Regions from separate parts of the Homo sapiens genome. Here region 2 is linked to region 1. Evidence: chromatin loops called from intact Hi-C (ENCODE). Cell type or tissue: PC-9. All regions are shown on one strand. Links, peaks and the distances in the headings refer to the core of each region. The heading gives the core; the rest is flanking DNA.

The links. Peaks named below come from ENCODE experiments on the same cell type or tissue, not always from the same donor. Only the 100,000 strongest peaks of a DNase experiment are listed, where the experiment ranks them.
Region 2: it touches region 1 in a loop (2.1-fold over the local background); 2 of 110 quality-filtered maps call a loop at or near these places.

What each region holds. Positions count from the first base shown.
Region 1 is chr7:7,411,462-7,422,095 of GRCh38, forward strand. COL28A1 (collagen type XXVIII alpha 1 chain) reads right to left here. Exons shown (of 35, transcript NM_001037763.3): 26 at 8,424-8,492; 27 at 6,398-6,466. Among named protein-coding and RNA genes, the nearest start is that of COL28A1, 120 kb to the right of the region's middle. In PC-9, for the core only: no CTCF peak of the experiment used is centred there; DNase peaks (open chromatin) are centred at 3,960 and 4,900; H3K27ac peaks cover 2,476 bases.
Region 2 is chr7:7,260,413-7,271,046 of GRCh38, forward strand. LINC03016 (long intergenic non-protein coding RNA 3016) reads left to right here. Exons shown (of 4, transcript NR_108073.1): 3 at 6,825-7,030. Among named protein-coding and RNA genes, the nearest start is that of LINC03016, 11 kb to the left of the region's middle. In PC-9, for the core only: no CTCF peak of the experiment used is centred there; no DNase peak of the experiment used is centred there.

The DNA of each region.
Region 1 (10,634 bases), core at 1,665-9,664:
AAACCTTCCCTTATTCTCCTTCAGGAGCCTAACTGCTACTCCTCTTTTTCTCCTGAAATCAGGCTCTTTGTGCCAGCTTTGTCCCCCTCCCCTGATCCTTTCCTGCTCATCTCTCCCCAGCCTTTGAATCATGGTGCTCCTACTAAATTCCAGGTGTCCCTCATTCTCTGGCCCTGGCTTTGCTATGGACATGAATGAACTTTCCTGGTCCTACCAAAAACCCCAAGCCCCCTCCAGCTCTTTGGCGAGTTCTCAGCCTGTCTACTGACAATTTCTAAGTCATCCATGAGTAATACTGATGCTGTTTGAAATAAGAAAGAAGATTATCAATGCTCTAAGCTTCTCTTTTTAGGATAGGATAAAATAAATGACGGGCTAAACCCAGTCCTTATAAGCCCAGGTGTCTGTGCCCACAGTATCAGGAGAATGACGGGGCATTCTGGAAGTTGCCATGGAGACCACCATACTTTCTGTTCTCTTCTGGAGGCACCAATATACTTCAGAGCAAAAAATAACTTAAAATTTCCATCCTTCCTAGAAACAGGCTAAATTATGAATGGCAATGATTGTTGACTCTTCACCAAACCTCTGGTTCCTTTTCCTCCTGGGCACACAGCATGACTACCTTTCCAAGCCACTTTGCAATTAAGTACAGCCATGCAACTAGTTCTCACCAATAAAATGTGAGCAGAGGGGATACATGTCAAGTCCTGGCCACGAGTTTATGAAGCAGGTATACCCCTTCTACATGCTCCCTTTTTGCCTGCTGGGTGTAAGTGATAAAGAGGCCCAGCCAACAGAAGAACCATAAATGGAAGACAAGGTTTTCTAAAATTCTGTGTGGAAGAAAATCACCCACCAACCAGGAACACACACATTGGACGGTTATGTGAGCAAAACCCTCTACTATGTTTGAACCATTATACATTTGGGTGTCTGTTTGGTATTGGAGCAATGTCTACACTAACTAATGTAACCAATATATTATGCTTAAGAGCATTAAATCACTTGAGTATTAGAATTCTAGGCCTTGTTCCTGGAAAATACAAGAGGGACTAGCGAAAGGGAAGGGAAGCAGGTGGAAATAATAATGTGAATAGCTGCAAACATTTTCCATATATATAACCATGTATTACATGCATTACACATACTATCTAATTTCAATCATTCCTCACAACAACTTTAGGAAACAGTACTGTATTATCCCATTACTCAGATATGGAAACTGAGGGAGAGATGAAATACTCAGGAAGTGGAGAAGCCATGATTCAAATCTGTTGACTCCATAGCCCACACTCTGGTGGAATATCAACTCTGTGTCCTAGACATTTTATACAATTTTTTCTTTTTAACACTGTGTAAAATAAGCCTTATTAGCCCCATTTTAAAGATTAGTAAGCTGAGATTCAACAAAGATAAATGATTTGTCTAAGGTTACAACTAGAAAAAATCGAAACCCAGATTCAGGCCAAGATCTGACTGGCTCTAAAGCCACTGAGAAATGAGTCCCTCATTCTCTTTCCCTTACACCACAGAGGTCAGAATACAGATGGGGGGAGATATCATGCAGAATGTATTTCACTCTATTTATGGGCTTCAGATGTCTCAGAGGTTGATCTGTTAGGCCTGTGACTGTGTGACCACTGCAGTCATTACTATTTGCCAGTTTTGGGGACCCCAGGGTTTCTGTTGGATAGAGGTCACCAAATTACCCAGCCTGTCATTGAGGCTATTTTTTAAAACTGATAACAAACTTGTTAGGCATGGAATAGTCAGTCCCTCCTTTGCTATAGCCCCATAAGAGGAATTCTCAGCCAGGAAGTTGCCATGTAGACCACCATACTTTCTGTTCTCTTCTGGAGGCACCAATATACTTCAGAGCAACAAATGACTTAAAATTTCCATCCTCCCTAGAAACAGGCTAAATTATGAATGGCAATGATTGTTGACTCTTCACCAAACTTCTGGTTCCTTTTCTTCCTGGGCACACAGCATGAGTACCTTTCCAAGCCACTTTGCAATTAAGTACAGCCGCGCAACTAGTTCTCACCAATAAAACCTGAGCAGAGGGGATATGTGTCAAGTCCTGGCCAAGAGTTTATGAAGCAGGTATACCCCTTCTACATACTCCCTTTTTGCCTGCTGGGTTTAAGTGGTAAAGAGGCCCAGCCAACAGAAGAACCATAAATGGAAGACAAGGTTTTTTAAAATTCTGTGTGGAAGAAAATCACCCACCAACCAGGAACACACACATTGTACTGTTATGTGAGCAAAACCCTCTACTATGTTTGAACCATTATACATTTGGTTCAAATGGGTGGGTGGGTCAGTCATATTCAAGCCTACAGGAAGAGCAAAAGGCAGTGGCATAGAAGCTAATTCTCTCAATGAATAAAGCATTTATGCATAGGAAGAGTTATAGTAGAGCCAGTCCACAAATCTACCTCACAAAGTCTTTAAAGTCAAGGAGGGCTACCAGGAATTGTGTTTATATAAGGACTTCTGGGTCCTCTGAAAATAAGTACTAAGGGAATGTCAGGGCTGATCAGGACACTGGAACGGACTTAAACAAGGATGGAGATGGGGAAACTGGCATAACTCCCAATTAGAAATGAAGAATGGGGAGAAGCCATCCACATCTGTCTCCGTGCTTTTTAACCTGGGTGGTGCACCCTCTGATCACATCCCTCCTGGCCTCACAATGGCTACTTGGCATATAAAGGAATTCCTCCAGGTCCAGACCCATTCCTTCTCCCTTCTGACTTAATCTGTGGGACTTCTGATATATCTGGAGTCTATATCTGGGTTACTGCTGGAGGCTTACAGTGGGACAAGATGGCAGCATCATATAACTTCCTGGCCTGTGACATGAACCTGAAAGTCCAAGGCCATTTTAGGATCAAACAGCCACAGTCCCATATTCATTGATCCAAACAACAGACATCTGTGGTTGGGAAAAAGCCCAAGGCCCTGAAGGAGCTGGAGTTCCACTTCAGGGCAGAGCCAGTTGGGCCAGCAGAGGAATGGCAGGAGGCTGCCATGGTACTAAATAAAGAGGGGCGAGCCCATCGTGCTCTCAGGGTTTTCCAGGACCAGAGCTACCACAGCAGCAGCCCTGGGTGGTCCCAGAGCCCCAGGAAAGGCCGGGGAAAGAAGTTCCCAGAAGATCATACTCTTCCACATAGAGAATCAAGAGAATAGGAAGGGGCATGGAAAGAGAAGCCCTTCTACTCCCACATTCCTTCCAGTCATGTCCATTCATTCTACAAATGGTAGCCAGAGTGAGTCTCTTCCAAACTGATCAGATCATTCTTCTCTGACTTCCAGTTGCTCCTAGGATTAAGGCCAAACTCATTACTTGGCCTATAGGACCTCACAAGGGCCCTGCCTACTGCTGTAATCTAAATTCACTCCATTGTGCCATCCTCTATACTCTCCAGAACTCAAAGTTTAATTATTTTATAGCCTGTAAATTCCATGAGGACTAAGTTCACATATTTTTACTCACTACTTTATACTAGCACTTGGCTTATTTGCCTGACATAGGTGATGCTCAATCCGTATTGGTTGGTCAGCTGAATGAATGAATGACTGGCTGAAGAGCCAATATTCTAGCAACTAAGTTAGGTTGAAGCAAATCACTTGTGATTGCAGCTACAACCCTTATTTCTCCCATAAGTGGAAGGGGATAGAGAGACAGAGTACAGTTCAGGCTTCTGTGTTAAAGGTTAACAGCAACAAAGCTTTCCGTCAAAGGCTACTAAGCACACACACCTGCAAGCAGATTTCACTGATTCAAATGCTCTTTGGAAAGGGGTAGGAAATAAGTCAACAAATGAATGTAAGAAATGAAATTTTACTGTTCCTATATCCTTGAAATGACTCAGAAGAATGCCACCAATTTGGTTTTTCAGTTCCCTCCCTTTTGCAGTGATGGTATTTCGTCGGTGCAAAAGTAATTGCGGTTTTTGCCACAGTCAGGAAAATGAGATGGAAGTCCTGAGGGACGAACCTCTGCCCTGCTACCAACTGGATGCCAGGCAATCCAATATGTCTAAAGAGGTTTTTCTGGTTGTTTTGTTTGTTTTTTGAGACAGAGTCTAACTCTGTTGCCCAGGCAGGAGTGCAGTGGTGCGATCTTGGCTCACTGCAACCTCCGCCTCCAGGATTCAAGCGATTCTCCTGCCTCAGCCTCCTGAGTAGCTGAGATTACAGGTACGCACCACCATGCCTGGCTAATTTTTGTATTTTTAGTAGAGATGGGGTTTCACCATATTGGTGAGGCTGGTCTCAAACTCCTGACCTCATGATCCACCCACCTCGGCCTCCCAAAGTGCTGGGTAGTTTTCTTTTTTTGGGAAGACAAGGTCTCACTCTGTCATCCAGGCTGGAGTACAGTGGCACTATCTCAGCTTACTGCAGCCTCTGCCTCCTGGGTTCAAGCGATTCTCATGCCTCAGCCTCCTGAGTAGTTGGGACTACAGACATGCACCACCACACCAAGCTAAGTTTTGTATTTTTAGTAGACACGGGGTTTCACCATGTTGCCCAGGCTGGTCTTGAACTCCTGACCTCAAGTGATCTGCCTGCCTTGGCCTCCCACAGTGCTGAGATTACAGGCATGAGCCACTGCACCCGGCCTAGAGAAGTTTTATGAGTGAGCCTTAGTCAGGGCTCACTGCTAAGCAGCATCAGGCTACAGCCCTAAGTGAAGGAAAAGCTTATCTCATTTCTGATAAGATGGGATACGTGGCAGTTTTGATTTTGGTGCTTTCCTGTGATGGGAGGCTTCAGGACCTGGTTTCACCCAGGATGGAGTTTAGACACAGCATAACCCTGAGGGCATAAGGAGAGGCAGGAAGCCAGATAAGTTATAGTCGGTAAGGATTAATTAAACACAACCCAGGTGAGAATGAGGAAGTAGTTCCCAGATAACAAAGTGGAGAAAACCGGCCCCAGGCCTAAAGACGTGGCAGCAATAACCTAACAGCATGTGTGAACTGAGCTCATGTTGGTGACAGGACCTGTGGTTTGGCATAGGTTTATTCCCTAAGCAAACTCATGCAAAACTGGGTATACAGCACTACCACCTTCTAACCACAGAATTTAAAGATTAAGTATGAGATTGGTGTTGTTTATGAGAAAGCAGAGTGTTGCTGTATTTTCTTTCCAGGGCTTGTACAATATGGGCAACATGCCTATTTGGCCTTTGCTTAGATACTCAGCCCGAGAGATGAACAACAGTTATTTAGAAGACCTGCTGTAGAAGCTCTAGACATTGTGTGATAAAACTGGAGATTTAACACACATTCTATGAGTTCTGCTCTTGACTAAGCTTACTCTCTCTACACAGAAGTAGGCAGTTTAATTTCAACACAGGATTTTCACATTATCTTAAGCTCCTACTGTCTCCTACTGACTAAGAAGTTCTGCTATTTGAAAAGGAGTTTATTTTGAATGTTCCCACAGTTTTAGAATCAATCTCAATCATCCAGAGGTGAATAACTCAGTTTCAAAGCTTAAGCATGGTAAAAATATATATATATATAAATGTATGTAAAATAAAAAACCAGCTTATGACGGGGGCAGCAGTGGAATCGGAAAAAAAGAGAGTGAACCGATAAGAACAACATCATCAACATATTAGAAGCAGAAGAGGGAATTTTTTAGAATTACATAGTAATGTTTAGATGCCAAATTTGTCTACTGAGACATGAGAGACCCTGAGAGTCCCAGCATGCTGGACAAGCTTGTTGCTGCTGACGCAGAAGCAAAGTGACATGCAGATGGCTATGAATTCCAGTAACACAGACTCAGGGCCTAGAATAGAGGTTCTCACCTTGGCTGCTCAGGAGAATCCCTTGGAGAGCTTTGAAAACCACAGCACTCACACTCTACTCCCAGAGATTCGGATTTCGTTCCTCTGGGAAAGGGCATTAGTACTATCCAAAAGCTCCCTAGGTGATTCCACTGTGAGCTAAGATTGGGAAGCCCTGGGCTACCATGGAGGATACAGGTGAGGAAGGTAAGGGAAGGAGGGAGGGGGAGGGAAGGAGGGAGGGGGGAGGGAGGGAGGGAGGGGGGGGGGAGAGAGAGAGAGAGAGAGAGCAACTGAGTATAAATTCTCCATTCAATTCACAAAGAGGGGAAAGCAACAAACCATAGAACAGTTCACTTTTGCACCAAGCAATTTATATAATGTTTAGCATTTGCTGAAGTATTGTACTCATACCATTTTTACACTTCCAGATGATGTCTCTAAACACTGGATGCCATTTAACTGCGAGGCTCACAATAAATCTATTTCATAATAGCCATTTTTGCGTTATCTACAACCTCTTCTCCCAATCACTCTGGTGAAATCAGAGGTGACTCCAGCACAACCCTATTCACTTACTTTAATTCCCTGTGATCCATAGCCAGGGGGGCCAGGAGGGCCAGGCAAGCCTTTCTGCCCAGTATCACCCTGTTAGAAGATGGGGAGAATTTGAAGACAAAATGTAAGAAGATCGAAGAAGAAACAACGTTAAGTATTACTACTCTCAGCTGCATTCTTACTTCAGTCTGACCAGGACTTTCATGCTGCCTATAAGCTACTTCCTATTTTACTTAGAGTGCTTCCCCAATATTTTTAAACCACAGAATTCTATGCAAACAAAACCTTAAATATAATCCAAATAAAAATTAAGCAGTAAGCAGAGCCGCTGGGCCTAAGCAGAAATGGAGGCCCAGGGCCTCATCTGCTTGGGCCCCCTTCACTGCCCTACCACCAAGCTCAAGAACACCAGGGCTGCCCTGCACCACATATGAAAACCACTGACATGTGGCTCCACATAGCCTTAAGATGTTGCTCCATTTCAATATAAGGTGTGATTTCACTGGGGTTGCACTTAAAGATCCAGTGGATATCAATGTCCAAATTTTTAGGAAAATGTGTAGATGAAGCTATAAGCAAGTGTAGCATTTCCCAGTATCTGTTCATAAACTGAGCCCATGTTTCTTTGGAAACACTTCGTGGTGGAATAAGATTGGAAAATAGCATGCGCTTTCCCTTGGAGATCTCCAGTGCACACTAATATAGTAGACTAATGGCTCTAACAAGTCCCACAGTAAAGAAATTAGTGTAACGTTGCTTATCCCAGAAGTTCCTAAATTAACACTGGATGGAAGAAGCCTTCAGAAGTGCTGGGTTAATATAAGTTATTGTATAAGTCAGTCTTTTACTTTCCAGTATTAAAAAAGCTTGACTTTTTCTGATTATAAGAGGAATACCTGCCCATTGCAAAAAAAAAAATTAAACAGAAATAAAGATGACATGAACAAGAAAAATAGACCCATCTTCCCATCACCCAGTGATAATGACTACTAACATCTTGGGGGGATCTTCATCCATTTAAAGTGATCTAGAAGGTTCAAAAATAGCATACCGCCAAAATTGAGTTGAGGGACAAAACAGAGATAAACTGAGAATCTTGGTAATTCTGGGATGCTCAGTAAAATCTTTGACTCATACAGCCTTTTCCCTCTCCTCTCTGAGAATGGGCTCTAATTCACTTCTGTGCATTTTCGGCATGAATATACCAATTCAAAATTTGAATTTGTGGTGGGTGGTTCATTGACATCTATTTTCCCTATTGAACATGCTTGCTACTTCTTTACCCTACTTTCGAACAAATCAAAGAAAGTTGTTGAGCAACTGAATGAACAATTAAAACTAGGTTTCTCAAACTCAGCACTATTAACATTTTGAGCTGAGTCACTCTTTCTGATGGGAGGCTGTCCTGGGCATTGTAGAATGGTTGGCAGCATCTCTGGACTTGATCTACTACAACCAAAAAATGTCCCTAGACATTGCCACATGTTCTCTGAAGCCAGGGAAGGGAAACAAAGTCTCCCTCTTTGAGAAACACTGGATTAAAAGAATAAAAGGATGAATAACCACCAAACTGAAGGAGACATAGAAAGGAGGGAAACTGGGCCAAAAGAAGTTGCTCTCATCTTCTCCAGGGACAATCAGTCTAGACCCTTGTACTGACACCCTGCCAGAGTAGCTGTGGCACAAAGGGCACAATGACACATTAGCAGGTGACCTGTTAAAAAAGCCACCTGAGGCACCTCTGCCAAAGTAAAGATGTGCTTCTTGATGACGGCACAGCCTCTAAGAAACCCAGAAATGTTCTGAGCACTTTGCAGTTAAAAAGAGGCTGACTTGCTCATTTCTTTTGGGGGAAGTGAATGGCTTTATAAACTCGAATGTTCTATTTTACTGAACGTTCACCTGATATGAAAAATAAGACGTTTCATCAGTCACCAAGAAAAAAATAAGTCAACACCAAGACGAACACTTATTATGAAGTTACTGTTCACTTGTTTGTCACTGATGATATCTGACCCTCACACAAAGCACTGAGCTGAGGACTCACCTTTGGCCCTTGGGTTCCTACGCCCCGAGGCCCAGAAGGACCTGGAGGGCCTCTGACCCCAGGCTCTCCCTGAAAAGACACAACAAATAACAAGTTACTAATTTTTTAAAGACTTTATGTTTTTTTCAATATATATATTTTAATATCAAAAACTTCTTGAATGTGACTAAGGTATTAATTGAACCCTCTTCTCCTAGATCACTTTTCTATTACCACCTAGGCAATCTTCAAACCAACAGATCCAGGTCCATTTCAAATTAATCAAGTCAATTAACTTCTTGGCAACATTAACTTTTTTCAGAACCCTCTTCTCTAGAATTTGGAAAAGTAATTACGAGTATTGTGAATAGAGGATGGAAGAAGAGACAAGAATAAAAAACAACCATTAAGAAATATAATCATATCCTGAACTAGTTGCTTTTATCATTGTATGCAACAAAGATTATGCTATTTGAGTTATGATGTTTCTGCCACCTCATTAACTGGAACTGCAGGGTAAACTCTAAAAAGGATTTTCAGCTTCACTAAGGCATGACAGCTTCATAGCTGGCAACTATTACCAGAAAATTGGTGGTACCTGATGAGGGTAGGTGACGCCCTGTGGCAAGACCTACTAGAGATGCTAATGATGGGAAGAAGGAGAGAAATAAAAATTGCTTCATTAGCCACCTTCTGTATTCCCAAGACTATGCCATGTATGTTCATATATGTTATTTGATATAATTTAGTACTCACAATAATCTTGCATTATAATGATGTCTAGTTTATGTAACTTCTCTGAACCTCGGTAAATTCATCACATATGTAGAAAATAATATCTACATTTCAAAGGGCTCAGAATTAAGTGAGACAAAGCTTGTAAGTGTTTCTATCATGATTTTTACCACAGAATAGGCACTTGGTATATGTCAGCTCCACTCACCTATTTTATTAAAGTGGAAGCTAAGGTTTGCCCAAGTCTGCACAGCTATTAAGGTGCAGGGCTAGAAGGATGTAGAAAAACAGGAACCCTCATAATTGCTGGTGCAGCCACTTTGGAAAACAGTTTGGTGGTTTAAGGTTCAACATAAATTTGCCAAATGATACAGTCATTTCACTCCTACATATACACCCAAAGAAAATAAAAATGTATGTCCACTTAGAGACTTGCATATGAATGCCCTTAGCAGCATTATACATAATCATCCAAAACTAGAAACAGCCTAAATGCCCATCAACTGGTGAATGGACAAAGTGCTGTAAATTCAGCAATAAAAAGGAATAAACTATGAATAAATGCCATAACATGAATGAACCTCAAAAACATTATTACTGATGAAAGAAGCCAGATATATGATTACATTTATAAATAATACCCAGAAAAGGTAACTCTATAGAAACAAAAAGTAGATTAGTCACTGCCAGGGGCCAGGGACAGCAACATGGATTAACTATAAATGGTCGTGAGGGATTTTACTGGGGGGATAAAAATGACCTAAAACTGATTTATGGTGATGGCTGTATAGCTTAGTAGCAAATTTACTTAAAGAACCATTGAATTTTATACTTAAAAAGGATGAATTCTAGAATGTGTAAAATATGCCTGAATAAAGTAATAAAGAAAAAAAAGAACCAGGGTCAGGCTTTGAACTACCACCCAAGACCTTTAGCCTTAGGTCCTGTTTTGCCCATATCCTGTTACCAGCTAAACAGCTTCCAGCTTCCAACACTGCAAAAACCATAAATTACAAGAAATGTTGAAGTTGTTCATTCAGAAAAACAGTCCATCTTTTAATTTACTTTCTACTTATAAACTCTAAAATACTTCCAGATAACCCAAGCCCTTAAAAGGACGGGGGCCACTTTAAAACTGTACTTTATTACTGACTTAATTCTTTTAATATCTACTTTCATAATTATGTATTTCTATTTTGCTTACAGACCACTTTTATTATACTGTCTCCATCTGTTCCACTTAGTACTTAGCTGCTTCTAAGGCTACGGGTGCTAATTATCTCTTTAACACCTCTCTCCTACTGACTCCCATCTTTGAGGGTCCCCAAGTTCCTGCCAGCTGAAAGGATCACTCCAACATCAAGGGCTCCAAGTAGAGAACATGAAAACCCTGTAGTACATACATTTCCATTAGCACTCCTTTCTTGAGTACCTATGAAGTACTTTCAAAGGGAGAGTGTGTAAGTTCACTGCCTGAAGTTCTCCAACTACACCTGA
Region 2 (10,634 bases), core at 960-8,959, 150 kb before region 1:
TGAAGTGTTGCTTAGTCCAGGCCCTGACCTAGGGTTTGGTTTTTTTGAAGTCTGTCATTAACCCTTCCCTCACTTTCCTTCTACTCTTCAAGTCCTATTACATTCATAGGAATGACTGATTTGCCCCCAGGTATTTTGCTGGTCCTGGGATCGCAGAGAGGAAAAGATACAATCCTGCCCGCAGGAACTCAGTGTATAGAGATGGCTTCTCCAACTTAACTATTACAGAGGGCTGATAATACTTTTCAGACATGTCGATCCAAAATGACCAATTAAGGATAAGGACTTGGAAGTAAAGAACATAACTCAAAGACAACAAATGCCCATTCACCAAAGATAAAGCCATGAACTGTCCAGGGCAAACGAGCTCGCCTTTTGGAGGCTAAGCTTCTTGTGGGAATTTGTAGAGTTTGGGGGAGGTCACTCAGTAACTTCTGTAATGAAAAGTTTTGTGGCAGCCAAGTGCAGTGGCTCACGCCTGTAATCCCAGCACTTTGGGAAGCCGAGGCGGGTGGATCCCTTGAGCCCAGGGGTTTGAGACCAGCCTGGGCAATATGATGAAACCTCATTTCTACTAGAAATACAAAAATTAGCCAGGCGTGTTGGCACACAGCTATAATCCCAGCTACTTGAGTGGCTGAGGCATGAGAATCAGTTGAGCCTGGGAGGTGGAGATCGCAGTGAGCCAAGATCGTGCCACTGCACCGCAGCCTGGGCAACAGAGCGAGACTCTTGTCTCAAAAAAAATAAAGAAGTTTTATTGGTAGTATTTGTTCTCTGTTAAGCCCATCTGTTGAGTTCTTGATTTCATTTATCAAGTTTTTCAATTCTAGAATTTCCATTTGGTTATTTTTTATATTTCCAGGTCTCTGCCAATGTCCTCAATCTTAATTTTTATTTCCTTAAACATTTTAAGCAAATCATTATAGAATCCATGTTGGATAGTCACATTATCAAGATCCCCTATTGGTCTAGGTCTATTGTCTGTTATTTTTTTGGTATTCAGTTACATTTTCTAGTTATTTTTGGTTGAATTCTGTCTTTGGCAAGAATATGTCAGTCACCTTTTGAATAGGATGAATGAATCTGTTACACCTTATGGAAGCCATAAAATCTATGCTGCCCCACATGGTGGCAATGGTGTATATACAAATGAAAATCTAAGAACCCCACTGACCTTCTGCTGACCAACATCGTAGTGAGGTAAAGAAGTCTCAGAGTTTAGCAAAGTATTATCCTTAAAGAATCAAATGAGATTGTAACCAGTTCATCTTGCCTGCTGCCCAGATACAGCCAATTTGTAAAGACAGGGAAGTGCAATAGAGAGAGATTTTAATATGCATAGAGCCAGCTAAATAGGAGACCAGAATTTTACTATTATTTAAATCAGCCTCCCCAAAAATTTGGAGGCTAGGATTTTTTAAAGACACTTTGGCAGGCATGAGTTAGTTCCTGGGTAGGGGCCACAAGACCAGATGAGTTGGTTTACCATTCTGGGTGGTGCCAGCTGATCCATCAGAATGCAGGGTCTAAAAGATATCTCAAGCACCAATCTTAGGTTTTATAGTAGTAATGTTATCTATAGGAGCAATTGGGGAGGTTAGTAATCTTGTAACCTCTGGGTGCATGACTCCTGAGTCATAATTTTTAATCTTATGGCCAATCTGTTGATTTTACAAAGGTGGCCTGGTCCCCAAGATACATTTTACCCAAGATGTAATATCACAGGAAACCAGAACCTTCCACTCAACCTCTCATACACAACTGGCTTTGTTAGTTTCCCACCACATTCAAGAGCACCTGATGCCCTAAACTGTTTAAGGTTGAATTAAGGAGTGCTCTTTTCAAACTATCCCAATTTCCATGAAAACCAAAGACAGCAGAAGACCTAGAAAATATTTATAGAATTGGGTATCTTGGGACATGAAACAAGTGGATACTTACATATGTGAATCTCACATGTCTTAATATCCAGACTAATTCCACCTTGACCTATTCTTACATACTATCTATTTTTCTCTTGGGAAGTTTTCTAATACTAGCTTAGCATCAGCATGTCTGTTTCAGTGAAATTAACACGTTAAAATATCCCCACTGGAGGTCAGTGAGTCAGGGCACATGCTGCTCTACAGAGGGGCCCAGTTACAACCTAAGGAGTAGCACTTCATCAGAGCTACCTCTTCAGGCCACATTCCCCACTACCTCAACCAACTGCTCCTCAGAAGAAGTAAGATGGATTTGTGGGAAATGATTTCCTTGAGCCATTTTTCCAAAGATAGTGGGGCATTCTTAAATGGTATTCATTTGAACATGGTATTCATTTGAACTTTGACATAATGCCATTATTTTGTAAATGCCATATCCTGGATAGCTAACTATGGCTGACAATCTACCCCTCATCATGACTGTGCTCAAATGCAGATATCTCTAGTGCATCATTGAACGAAAGGAATTTCACACACTTAAGCCTCTCTGAAATTTTCATCTTTCAATTGTTCACTTTTGTAACTTTTTTGTGGGGATGAAATTGACACTTTAAAAAGAAAAATTGAAGCTTGTGATGGGATTCTAAAATCTAAAAAATTTCCTTTCCAATCATATTTTAAACTGTTAGATCGTTTGCCCATTTATTGTCAATTTAACATGAAAACAGACACATGTGCACATGGACACATACACACAGGCACATGTGTTGAAGGCCTCTAGCAAGGTTGATGAGACTTGCTCAACTCTATTGCTAGCCACAGATGAGCATACAGGAAGGTCGTAGGACCCAAGTGTGTCCAACCCACAGCCTGTGGGCTGCATGTGGCCCAGGACGGCTTTGAATGTGGCCCAACACAAATTTGTAAACTTTCTTTAAAAAAAATTTTTTTTAAAGCTCATCATCTATTGTTAGTGTTAGTGTATTTTGTGTGTGGCCCAAGACAGTTCTTCTTCCAGTGTGGCCCAGGGAAGCCAAAAAATTGGATACCCAATAGTGCCTTTGAGATTGACGCCTATGGGGAAATGGAGGGAGCAGAATTGGGTGGAGGGAGAAGTTGGACCATGAAGCAGTCCTAGCAAAGGCCTAAGCCAATTCCTCAGGGAAACTGTGCAGCCAGGATAGCCCTTTGGTCTTGTTCTACTGGAGTCTGTCCTTGCTACCCTAATATTTACGAGTCATTGGATAAGGACCGCCCAGGGAGGAGCCATGACCTTGGACAAGACAGCTCTCTTCAGCTCCTCTTAATTCCCTGAGAAGAACTCAGCTGAGGGTCATCAGCTGCCAGCACTCCCAGCAGCTGAAGAATGGGTGCCTCAAACTTGAAGTGGGGACTGGCCCACATACCACAGTGTTCCGTATAGAATGACAGTAAAAAAAAGTGGTCATGAAGCTCATCTACAGTTTCTGTCTTCAAACCTGTAATTTTTTTCATTTAGGTTTTTCAAGATTATCCCAGACCCTCCCATTTCCAGCAGATTTCTTTGTGCTTTGATTTTTGGTCATTTGTTTGTTTGTTTGTTTCTATTTTGAGACATGGTCTCACTGTGTCACCCAGGCTGCAGTGCAGTGGTGTAGTCATGGCTCACTGCAGTCTCAAACTCCTGGGCTCAAGAGATTCTCCCACCTCAGCCTTCTGAGCAGCTGGGACCACAAGCATGTGCCACCATGCCCAGCATTTTTTAAAATTTTTTGTAGAGACGAGGTCTCCTATGTTGCCCAGACTAGTCTCAAACTCCTGAGCTCAAACAATCCTCCTGCCTCAGGCTTCCAAAATGCTGGGCTTACAGGCATAAGCCAGTGTGCCTGGCCTGATTTTCAATATTTAAAAAATATTCCAATTTGAAGATTGAAAAGCAGACTAAAATAGTATTGGCCTGAGAACTCCCAAAAAATTATCTGGACAACTACAAGGTATGCCTTGCTCCAAAACAGTAATTTCAGATCTGCCAGAACCAATTTGGGCTTCTGTGAAAAGTAGAATTGAGCTTAGGAAGGAGGGAAGTGGGTGGCTGCCAGTGCAGTATGACTGGAGTGGCCGTGGAAAGATTTCCCAGGCCCATCTGCTCTGAAATCATCTTTATTCGTGACAGCTTCTGAACTCCAGAAGTGCTCACCTGTCAGTGTCCTTCACCTGTCTCCTATTGCTGTTTGTCATTTTGTGTTTAACTGAAATCCTAGGCTTGAATACCTGAGGCCCCGAACCTCTCGAGGTCAGGCCAGCCTACTATTCCTCTATGTCCATGGGACCCACAAATGCAGCAAGTGAAATTGCCGTCATTCCTGCCTTGGTTTTCGCCCAACATAGGAAATGATTATACCTACATGGAGCTGCAGTGAAAGACATGATAGATGCTAACACTTCACCTGGAGATTGCTAAATACCAGCTGATAAGATTGAAGGCTGGATGAGAGCCTCTGGGGAAAGGGTTGCTGAACAGCAAAGTGGACAGACAGCTATGGTAGGCAGAATTTCTGAAAATGCCCTGAGGGACGTCCCATCCTAATCCTCAGAACCTGTGAAGATTGAGATATCACTTCTATGATTATGTTATAAGGTACAATTAACCTTAAAATAAGGAGATTGCCTGCACGGGCCTAGTGTAATCGCATAAGCCTGTAAAATTAGCTTTTCCAAAGAGGGGCAGAAGAGGAAGTTAAAGAGTTGCTGCTTTGAACATCGAGGGGACCATATGAGAAGGAATGTGGATGGCCTCTAGGAGCAGAGAGGACCCCAGCTGACATCCAGCAAGAAAGCAGGGACTTCAGTCTTAAAACCACAAGGGTGGAATTCTGCCAATATTCTCAATGAGCTTGGAAGTGGATTCTTACCCAAGCCTCCAGGGAAAAGCCCTGACAACACTTTGACTTTGGCCTGTGAGACTCTTGAGTATAGAACCCAACCTAGCCTGCCTGGAGTTGTAACCTACAAAAGCGTGAGATGATGAACTGGTGTCATTTTAAGCTGCTAAGTTTGTGGTAATTTGTTGCTGCAGCAATAGGGAACTAGTACAGTAGCCAAGACAAACAAGTCTACTTGTCACTATTTTTGAAAAAACACTTTCTTTGGAAGAAACTGGAATCTGCCTCTAAAACCATCTGGCATCTGGCATAAGGGGAAGGCGGACTGAGATCCAAAACTATTATGTGCCGGCTTGAGCTTCAACTTTATGTATACCAAACCATTTATACCTCACACCTACCCTCTGGGACGAACACTATTATTATCCCAGTGTTATCTCCATGGGCTTCTAACTGCTGTTCGGAGAAATTAAATGATTGGACCAGTAAGTTCTCAATCCCAGCTGTGCACCAGAATCACCGCATCACCTGAGTTTTGTTTATTTTGCTTTGTTTTGTTTTTAAGCTAATGAGCTTTTAGAGAGTCAGGATGCTGAGGCCTCAACCCTGACCCACTGAATCAGGGAGGCCCAGACCTCTTGCACTTATTAAAGCTCTTGGATGATTCTGATTTAACCCAGATGTTTGGCAACCAGTGGTATAAAGTGTGGTTAATGGACACCAGCATCAGTTGCCCTCAGGGTGGTGGTAACCGCTGATGTTGTGTCCCTAACAGCCATCCTCTGCTACTTCACTTACAGCAGGACCTCAGGTGTGCTCAGATGGCTACGTGCCTGGCCAGAGGGGGTTCTCAATTTTCAGCTCTAGTCATGTTATCACATTTCTCTTTCCCAATACCATCCTGTGAAGGTTAATTTCGTGGAGCAACTTGACTGGCCATGGGGTTCCCAGATTAAATATTATTTCCAAGCGTCTCTGTGAGAGTGTTCCCAAATAACATTAGCATTTGAATCAACAGACTTAGTAGGTTGCCCTCCCCGACATGGGTAGGCATCATCTAATCTACTGAGGGTCTCAATAGAACAAAAGGTGGAGGAAGGAGGAATTTGCCCTCTTTTTCCTGCCTCACCCCTTGACCTGGGTCATCTCATCATCTCTAGTCCTTAGACTGGGATTTACACCATCAACTCCTCTGGTTCTCAGGCCTTTGGACTTGGACTGAATTACACTGTCAGAGGCATTTGAACCAGAGTGACTCCATCTTGCATAGGGGCTAGGTAAAATAAGGCTGAGACCTGCTGGGCCGCATTCCCAGGAGGTTAGGTGTTCTAAGTCACAGGATAAGATAAGAGGTCAGCACAAGATACAGGTCATAAAGATCTTGCTGATAAAATAGGTCACAGTAAAGAAACTGGGCAAAACCGACCAGAACCAAGATGACGACAAGAGTGACCTCTGGTCGTCCTCACTGCTCATTATATGCCAATTATAATGCATTAGCATGCTAAAGACACTCCTACCAGGGACGTGACAGTTTATAGATGCCATGGCAATGTCAGGAATTCACCCTATATGGTCTAAAAAGGGGAGAAACCGTCAGTTCTGGGAATTGCCCACCCCTTTCCCAGAAAACTCATGAATAATCCATCCCTTGTTTAGCATATAATCAAGAAGCCACAATAAGTATAAGCAGCAGAGCAGCCCATGCTGCTGCTCTGCTTATGGAGTAGCCATTCTTTATTTCTTTACTTTCTTAATAACTTACTTGCTTTCACTTTACTCTATGGACTTGCCCCAAATTCTTTCTTGTGGGAGATCCAAGAACACTCTCTTGGGGTCTGGATCAGGACCCCTTTCTTATAACACCACCACCTGCTTTCTTGGGTCTCCAGCTTGCAGATGGCAGATTGTGGGACTTACTTCTTAGCCTTCATAACTGCATGACTAATTTATCATATTAAATCTTATTTTCTTTATATATATCTCCATCCTACTGGTTTCTCTGGAGAACCCTAATACATTTCCCATCTCTCTGCAGCTAGAATCAGCCAGAAACATATAAGGAGACTCCACCAGGAGTGGGGAGTTCTTGGGAAAGCTTTTGCTTCTGAAAAAAGATAAAAGTACACAGGAGAGCTGTCTGGTGCCATTCCTTGAGCATGTGAGAGACTGTGTCACCGGGAGCAGCAGTTATCTGTGGCCATAAGTTGAGATGACTGGATGAAATGCTAACATGTTGAGAAGGTAGGACAAAAAGAAAGAACCAGGGACACTGATGACATTGTTGAGGTGCATCAACCCTAGAACCATTATTAAGAGATTTATTATGTGAAATATTATTATTTACTGTTTTACTACTTGTAGCTGAAAGCATTTCTAACTGTGTACAGGACTACTTTTAAACGCAAGAAAGAATTTCTGGTGTTGAGGACTGGGTTATTTGCATTAACAACCATCCAATTCTTTGTGCACTGAAGTCTAAGTCACCCACATTCTAGGGTCACCTACACAGATAGTGATGAAGCTGCTTCTAACTGGTCCATGTTTTTTCCACTCTATGATAGTAAAAACAAATAGAAAAACATCTGCATTCCTCCCTTTTTACACACTCCCTGCGGCAATATTGGTATTAGACATAGCAGAAAATAATAACTAAGAAAATAACTTGAAGAAAACATGTCTACAAGCTTTTTGTTAAGAAAAAAAAAAAAACCCAATCTTTAAAGCCCGTATTTATTATACAAATAAATCAGAAATAATAGGTATATGGGGAGAAATGGGAGAAGAGAAAGGAAAGCCAAGATAGTGCTCATTTTTCACATTAATTCCAAAGGACAAAGGATGGGATGGGAGCTCGGGGGTTTCTGAAAATGCTCACCACAATCAGTTTACACAACTTTTCAGAAATATGTTAACTCTGTATCAGAGCACACTTTAATAATCTAGATATATATAGAGACACAATCTGTTTGTCTAAAGAAGCTTCCAGATTTTCCATTTAGTGTGTCTTTTACCTTTACCATAACCCTGAGTCATCTCTGATAGTTCTCATTTTGGAAGTGATTCCATGCATAGAAAGTTGTGTGTGGGCTCCCTAAGGACAGTAGCTGGGTCCCTTTTGTTCATTGGCTTACCCATAGCCTGCAGCACAATGCTTTGAACATAGGTAGTATTCAACCAATGTCAACTACAAGATCCCAGAAGACCCAGAAGACCCCTTACCTTTAGGAATGTGTGTCTTGTGAGGCACCTGGGATATTATCGCTAGCTCATTTTCTCAGACAAAACACAGAACAGTGACATAGTTTTGTAAAGGTCACAGGGCTAAGCAGCTCTCTCCAAATTTAGTCCTGTGCACTTTTCCCCAGATTTATTCCCAACAATGCCTGCTACACTCTTTAAAAACCAGCCTCAGACACATCTGTTCTATGAAAATTACATGGAACAGAGAAGTAACTATTTCCTCTCAGTGAACAACATTCTGCCATTTAAAAGGAAAAAGTGAACTTTGTGGGTTCCTCTTGTATAATTAGGATTTAATTTCCTTCAGATGGAGATGTGTAACTGATATTGCATATTATATACTGCACAGTCACTAATATAGAGAGATTCAATATGCATTCACTATGACAATGCATCAAAGAACTTTTTTTTTTACCCTTTTATCTTCATATCCCAGTTTGCTTTGCAAAAAGAATTGGCATTTCATTAAATATATAAATAAATAAAAGACTATTTTTTCAAGATTCACTAAACAGGTGTTGCTTACCTTAAGGCAAAATTTTTATAAACTAAAAAAATTCAGTTTCTGTAACTGTTCCAACATGAAAAGGACTAGTTATTCACCTGAGAGGAAATGTCTTATAATGAAGACTTTTTATTGAATCTGGATTAGTCCCTTGCCCAACACTAATACTGACATTTTTCCTGCTGAGTTGCAAGTGGCAATTCACTTTTGGAAGAATTTATGGGAAAATATAACATTATTCTATTTCCCAACCACAAGTTTTGTTTATTCCTCACACTATATAGATGGTGAGTCTCAGAGAACTGGGGGCTTCTTTGCTCCTTGATGGGGAAACCCAGCTGTGTGCTTCACGCAGGGCTGTCCATAGCCTGCAGCACAAGGCTTTGAACATATGAGGGGGTGTTCAACCAATGGCAACTGCAAGATCCCAGAAGGCTCCTTACACTGTGGGGACTGACAGCCTCTTATTCCCCAGTAACTCCTGTGGTGTTTCCAGCTTCACTCTTACATTGGCAAGTAGGGATGGAACGCGCTGACTGCCGTGTGAATGAACTGTGTACCTTGTTACTTCAAACATTGAAACTCTGATATTAAATTTTTTTTTTTTTTTTTTTTTTTTTTTTTTTTCAGACGGAGTCTCGCTCTGTCACCCAGGCTGGAGTACAGTGGCGCGATCTTTGCTCACTGCAACCTCTGCCTCCCGGGTGCAAGCGATTCTACTGCCTCAGCCTCCTGAGTAGCTGGGATTACAGGCACATACCACCACACCCAGCTAATTTTTCTATTTTTAGTAGAGATGCGGTTTCACCATGTTGGTCAGGCTGGTCTCGAACTCCTGGCCTCGTGATCCACCTGCCTTGGCCTCCCAAAGTGCTGGGATTACAGGCATGAGCCACCTCACCCGGCCCATTAAATATTTTTTAATGTGAGAAGATATACTTATTATCATGAACATACAAGGGAGGGATTTGATCACAGCCGAGCATTGCGGACATGTGACTTTGCGTGACTTGAAAAACCCTGGATACCAACATCTGATCAAGTGGAAAATTCATATGCCTAGGAAAAGTAGCCCCTGTGATGGGTGAATCTGGTGGCACTGAAATTTTTTCTTTAACTGCATTGAAAGGAGATGTATCAAACAAGCCTCAGCATGTTATTTAATTATGAGATCTGTTTTAAAATTTAAGTGAGAAACCAGGATATCTAGAAGCAAGTTATAGAGAATGCAAAACCTATTCCCCTTTAGGTATTCAGCTTGATGAGCCAAGTGATAATAATGGCTGTAGTCAGCTGTTGTTATTTTTGCAGTATCTAAGGAAGAGAGTGTAGATGAATTCTTCTCTTGTGAACTGCTTCAGTTAACTATGAAAGGAATCAATGTGTTCAATCTCATCCAAGATTTCTTTTTGAACCATTAGCTAACACTTCATGTGTGTGGATCAGTTCTTACTGATGGTACCTCCTGCTATGCTTGGTAAAACATCAAGCTTTGCTGCCTAGAATACAAAATAAAGAAAAATGAGTAGCTATTTGTATAATGCACTATTGTGCACTTGCTGCAAGAAGTTTGCCTGCAAAAACAAATAATGTTCTGTCTTCTTTATATGGTAACAAAAACTCCACCAAGAAAAAGATCCAAAACTTTGCCTCTTCCATGATTTTTTTTAAAGGAATTGGTAAGCTGACACATCCATTTCCATATAGAAATGAGGTGGCTTCCCACAGCAACATGTTTATTTTGCAACTAGATAAAGTGATGAAAATTAAGTGAAGCACTTCTCTCTTTCATCCTTCTGAGAGGGTAGCCTTCCCTTAGTTGTCTTGGGTGCCCATGTAATTGAAGAAAGAAAGAATGCAAAAATATTATATTTTTCCAATTCTGGCACTAAAAAAATAAGATTATGCAGGAAAAAAAAAAGACTTTCAAGTCAGGTTATTTCCTTGAGAGATTTCCCAAATACTCTGTCTCCTCTTTAACATACCATAGTCCCAGCCTGGAGGATCTAGCTTACAGAATTTTCCTGTGGGCTAGAGAAGAAACCTTTACTCCCTATGACAGCAAAGCTTCAAGACCTGCTGCTACATGGCAGAAGATAC